Linked DNA regions of Homo sapiens: region 2 is linked to region 1. The links are chromatin loops, found by intact Hi-C in ENCODE. Cell type or tissue: OCI-LY7. All regions are shown on one strand. Each heading gives the region's core, and the rest is flanking DNA. Links, peaks and the distances in the headings are about the cores only.

Region 1 (2,807 bases), core at 302-2,801:
GATTGCTTGAGCCCAAGAGGTAGAGAGGTAGAGACTGCAGTGAGCCAGGATAGTACCACTGCACTCCAGCCTGGAAGACAGAGCAAGACTCTGTCTCAAAAAAAAAAAAAAAAAAAAAAAAAAGGTTTGTGTATGTATGTACTTTTTTCCTATTCTCTTCATTTCTGTTTTTTGAAAAATTTATTTGATAAATAAAATCTTTTTTATTTCTTTTCCATTTACTCCTTTAGATAACCTACAGAAAATCCCAGATAACCTGGAATTATCGTTCATTTTACAAAGATTACTTTTAGGATAGTTCAGATTCTTATAATTTCTTAACAAATCAATGATTTTAATATCTTTTTTAACACTCTCATTTCTCCAGGGGTAAACAACTGTGGCTTAAGTATGACGTCTCAAACAACTTTCTATATACTGTAGCTAAAGTATCATGTCTAGACATTTTTCCAAACTTCTCTACTATTCAAATTTTCCATTACTTTGAATACGCAGTGCATCTGTCAAAACTCTTGTGCTTCTAACTCTGTATCTGACAATCACAAAGTCCAGTCACTTTTTACCTGCCAGATTCTTTGTTCCTACAGCAAAATCCCTAATAGAGTGACTTTTTAATTCTTTTGGCTCTTGTTTTTGAGGAAAAATCTACTACTCTTTGTTTACTAAAATATTTTCTAAAGAAGGAATATGTTTAATTAAATTCTATTGTGGTCAGAGAAATTCTCTATATGATTTCAATCTTTCAAAATGTATTGACATTTTTAATGGGCCAGTATATGGTATATGTCGATAAACAAGCCATTTGCCTATGTAAATAATATGTATTCTGCAGTTGAGTGTATTGTTCTAAACATATTATTTAGATCAAGATGACTGATAGTGTTGTTGAGATCCTCTATATGTGTATTAACATTTTTTGGCTTCTTCTACCTATTAATTACTGGAAGTGAGGTGTTAAAATCTACAACTATGATTGTGGATTTGTCTATTTCTTTCTTTAGTTATCTCAACTGTTGCTTTCAAGTATTTTGAAGCTTTATTGTTAGGTATATAGTAATATACATACATAATATTAGGATTGGTATATCTTTCTGAACTGGCCATTTTTATCATTATGAAATACTTCTGACAATACTGTCTTGATGCCTGTTTTTCTCTGATGTTAAAATAGCCACTTTAGCTTTCTTACAGTTACTATTTGCACTGCATATCTTTTTCATCTTTTTGCTTTCAACCTGTCTATGATTTTATATTTAAGTATAACTCTTGAAGACAGCATATAGATGAGTCTTACTTTTTTTTAATCCGTTCTCATTATCTTAACTTTTTTTTTTTTTTTTTGAGACAGAGTCTCACTGTTGCACAGACTAGAGTGCAGAGTACAGTGGGTGAGATCTTGGCTCGCTGCAACTTCTACCTCCCAGGTTCAAGTGATTCTCCTGCCTCAGCCTCCTGAGTAGCTGGGATTACAGGCACGTGCCACCATGCCTGGCTAGTTTTGTGTTTTTAGTGGAGACGGGGTTTCACCATGTTGGCCAGGCTGGTCTTGAACTCCTGACCTCAAGTGATCTGCCTGCCTCGGCCTGCCAAAGTGCTGGGATTACAGGCATGAGCCACCATGCCCAGCCAATCATTACTTTTTAATTGAAGTGGCTTTTTTTTTTTTTTTTGAGACAGAGTCTAGCTGTGTCACCCAAACTGGAGTGCAGTGGCATGATCATAGCTCACTGTAGCCTTGAACTCCTGTGCTCAAGCGATCGTCTCAGCGTCCTGAGTAGCTGGGACTACAGGTGCCCACTACCATGCTTGACCTTTTTTTTTTTTTTTTTTTTAATGTTTGTAGAGACAGGGTCTCACTATGGTGGGAAAAAGCTGAGTGTTAGGAAAAAAGCTGAGGCAGGGCTTGCATGTCTGACATAATGTCCCCTGGAATGTGTCTAGACTTGCTGGCTCCTTGCTTCTAGCCCTCCTAGGCTCCTAGATTGATTGTATTCCCATTATCTCAAGTAGCAGAACATGTTCTATATAAAGGCTAAGCCGTCACAGCTGTAGATCATGTGCCTGCCTTTTTGACCCCCACATTCTCACCACCTGTTTCTTTGTTGGATTACCAATAAACAGTGTAGGGTCCCAGAGCTTGGGGCCTTCACAGCCTCCACAATCGCGATGGGTCCCTGGTCCCACTTTCTTTCTCAAACTGTCTTTTTCTCAATCCTTTGATTCAGCTGGACATCATCACCCCCACGACCTGGTGTTGGGTCTGATCACCCCAACACACTATGTAGCCCAGGCTAGTCTCAAACTCCTGTGCTTAAGTGATCCTCGTGCCTTGGCCTCCCCCAAAGTGCTGGGATTAGAGGTGTGAGCCAGTGTGCTTGGCAGAAGTGTTTATAGTTCATTGGCATTTAATACAACAATAGGATGGCCAGACTTAAGTCTACCACCTTGCTATTTTCTATTTATCCCATTTGGGTTTTTTGTTGTTCCCTGTCCCTTCTTTCCTGCCATCTTTTTTTTTTAATTAGGTAATTTTTTTTTTTTTTTTTTTTTTGAGACAAGGTCTCACTCTGTCCAGGCTGGAGTGCTGTGGTATAATCACTGCTCACTGCAGTTGAGACTAAGGTAATCCTCCCATCTCAGCCTTCCAAGGAACTGGAACTACAGGAGCACAACACACCTGACCAATTTTTGTATTTTTTGTAGAAACAGTGTTTCACCATGTTGCCAGGCTGGTCTCAAACTCCTGGGCTCAGGTGAGTGGCTTGCCTCAGCCTCCCAAAGTGCTGGGATGATAGGCATGAGCCACT
Region 2 (2,807 bases), core at 168-2,667, 48 kb before region 1:
ACGGGGATTGTGCCCTGAAAGATCCTCCCAATAAAGATCTCCCTTTGAGTCGACCACAGTGAGTGATCCCGGTGAAATCAGCGCTCAGGTGCTGGGGGCAAAAAGACCTGGGCCTCTGTGTTCCTCTCTTGAGTTCTTGCACTGTGGTGGGGCAGTTCCCATAGTGGACCATGGGTTTCTCTTTCAATAAGGAGAGCTCAGTGACATCCAATTCGACAGACATTCACTAAGGGGCCTAGCACCGCGCCTCACGCAGAATAGGTGTACAAAGCAGACACTCAATAAACTCAGAAAGGGAGAGGTGGGTTCCTGCTTGCTAAGACTTTATATCTAGCAGATAGAGAAACCATAACCATAGCACAAAGTAGAGAAAATGGGAGCTTTCAGAGCCCCAAGGGGCAGAGGAAAGAATGATGATTCAGGGCGCGTGGAAACTTCATGAGGTGGCTTTCATCTCCTCCCATCCAATAGACGGGTCTTAAGCATTGTTGAGTATCTCCAGAAAGGCCAAACTGCGCCGTATCCTCTGCTAATGGGGCACGTTGCCAACCCCGCCCTACCTAGGGTATCTTTATTGGTGGGCCCATGGACATTCCAGCCAGACCCCCCCACTCCCCCCACCCATTTAATCAGGAGGAATGTGCTGCCCCCTGGATCCTTTATCTTCACCCCCCTCCCCGCTTGGATTCAGGATGTGTTAGGGAGGCTTGCAGAAGACAGGGGCCGGGCTGTTTGACCAACCTGGTACAGGGTCTAGCACATAGCAGGGGTGGTAAATAAATAGCTTTGATGAGGACAGACGGGACTAGGGCAAGGCTCAAGGCCCAGGCCATGTAAGGCACAGGCCAGGCAAGGTGCTTCCGCCGCTCTTAACGGGGATTTGACCCGGAGAAGAGAGTTCTGTCGCCTGCGGCCCGCGCACCCGGGCCCCTCCGGGCTGCCCCTCCCAGGCAAATAGTCCTTCGGGGATGTGGATTGCGCCGTCCGGGCGGGTGGGCGGGGAAGAACACGGAGGGGGCCGGGACCCAAGTTCACGCCTCCCTCCTGCATCCCGCAGCCGGCGGAAGCGATTATTCCCCGGCGTCTGGCGGGGCCGGGGGCGGGCTCGCACCCGGAGGAGACACGGGTCTCCCCGAGCCCACCTTTGATCGCACCGCCCCGCCTTCCCAGCCCCTGGCCCGGGAGGGTATAAGTGCGGCCCGCGCCCCTCCGAGCGGCGCGCTGGGTTCCGGAGCGATGGCCACAGCCGAGTCCCGTGCGCTCCAGTTTGCCGAGGGCGCCGCGTTTCCAGCGTACCGGGCCCCCCACGCCGGCGGGGCGCTCCTGCCGCCCCCGAGCCCTGCGGCAGCCCTGCTCCCTGCGCCGCCCGCGGGCCCCGGCCCAGCGACCTTTGCGGGCTTCCTCGGCCGGGACCCCGGGCCGGCCCCGCCGCCCCCCGCCAGCCTGGGCTCGCCTGCGCCCCCCAAAGGCGCGGCCGCCCCGTCGGCGTCGCAGCGCCGCAAGCGCACGTCTTTCAGCGCCGAACAGCTGCAGCTGCTGGAGCTCGTCTTCCGCCGGACCCGGTACCCCGACATCCACTTGCGCGAGCGCCTGGCCGCGCTCACCCTGCTCCCCGAGTCCAGGATCCAGGTGAGGGCCCGCTGCGTTCGCAAGTGCGCGCTGGAGCGGAGGCGCTGCGGACTCTAGGTCTGGACTGCGGGCTCCTGAGGCCACACCCGGGACGTTGCAGGCACGGTGCTTCCCCTGAGGCTCTGCGTACTAGACTGAAATAGGGGGTGATATCGGCACCTGCTGCATAGGGTGGTTGCGAGGCCTGTGTGAAATAATTTAGGCCTGCACTGAACGATTTCTCTCATTATTAAATATAATAAGGGCTCCTAGGAGGCTAGCCGGTCCCCTGAAATGGCCAGAAAGTAATTCCCAGCAGGAAGATAAGAAGTTTTACACTTTTTCTTTATCCGGGAAGAAGACACAGATGAGGGGCAGTTGGGGTTTTCCTCTGGCTTTGAGCGTGAGAATGGTAGCTGAAAACGGGGAAGGCTGGCTCGCCAAGTTACCCCCATGCTACTTTCTTGGCAAGTGTTACGTTTTGGGATTAGATTTGAAAGGATGTAGCGAATTGAGATAAAGCGAGAAGCACCTGGAGCTTGTTTTCAGTTTGAAAAATCTAGTGCAAGGTGTGTTTATTTTTATTTATTTAGTTTTTATTTGAGATGGAGTTTTAACTCTTGTTGCCCAGGCTGGAGTGCAATGGCGCGATCTGGGCTCACTGCAACCTCCGCCTCCCAGGTTCAAGTGATTCTCCTGCCTCAGCCTCCCGAGTAGCTGAGATTACAGGCGCCAGCCACCACGCCCAGCTAATTTTTGTATTTTTAGTAGAGACGGGGTTTTACCATGTTGGTCAGGCTGGTTTCGAACTCCTGACCTCAGGTGATCCACCCGCCTCAAAGTGCTGGGATTACAGGCGTGAGCCACCGCGCCCGGCCGTGTTTATTATCTAAAGTAATTTAGATCAGAATCTTAGAGTTGGTAAGGAGAAGCCTGCCTTTTTGTCTGTCTGTAGCCCCGTGGTCGGTGTCCAAGCGCAGTTTTAAGTAGCAGCCCTCATTTAAACACTGGGAGAGTGGACTTGTTTTCTCTGCACCCCTGGCGGTCATACAGCTGTCAGTCTCAACAGCTGGCATGAGCAAAATACCTCCTTGATTAGTTTGACAAGGGAGTGCAGACCTTAAAAAACAGGTTTTCTTCATAATTTAATGCAGTTTTTTTCTAAGAATTCTAAGTGCTTCCATTTTTGTGACCCCATT

Evidence for each region. A loop is a pair of places that touch in the nucleus more often than their neighbours do. Peaks named below come from ENCODE experiments on the same cell type or tissue, not always from the same donor. Only the 100,000 strongest peaks of a DNase experiment are listed, where the experiment ranks them.
Region 2: a loop joins it to region 1, with 4 times the contacts of the local background. A loop is called at or near these places in 3 of 110 quality-filtered maps.

What each region holds. Positions count from the first base shown.
Region 1 is chr1:226,270,728-226,273,534 of GRCh38, forward strand. All of the region lies in intron 7 of LIN9 (lin-9 DREAM MuvB core complex component), which reads right to left. Among named protein-coding and RNA genes, the nearest start is that of LIN9, 37 kb to the right of the region's middle. In OCI-LY7, for the core only: no CTCF peak of the experiment used is centred there; no DNase peak of the experiment used is centred there.
Region 2 is chr1:226,222,446-226,225,252 of GRCh38, forward strand. It overlaps MIXL1 (Mix paired-like homeobox), which reads left to right and starts at 1,219. Exons shown (of 2, transcript NM_031944.3): 1 at 1,219-1,629. The coding sequence starts at 1,237. It overlaps LOC124904528 (a long non-coding RNA gene), which reads left to right. Exons shown (of 2, transcript XR_007066907.1): 2 at 1-53. RefSeq lists an enhancer at 1,538-1,597 and a silencer at 1,643-1,937. In OCI-LY7, for the core only: CTCF peaks have their summits at 1,529 and 1,733; DNase peaks (open chromatin) are centred at 836 and 1,506; H3K4me3 peaks cover 1,519 bases.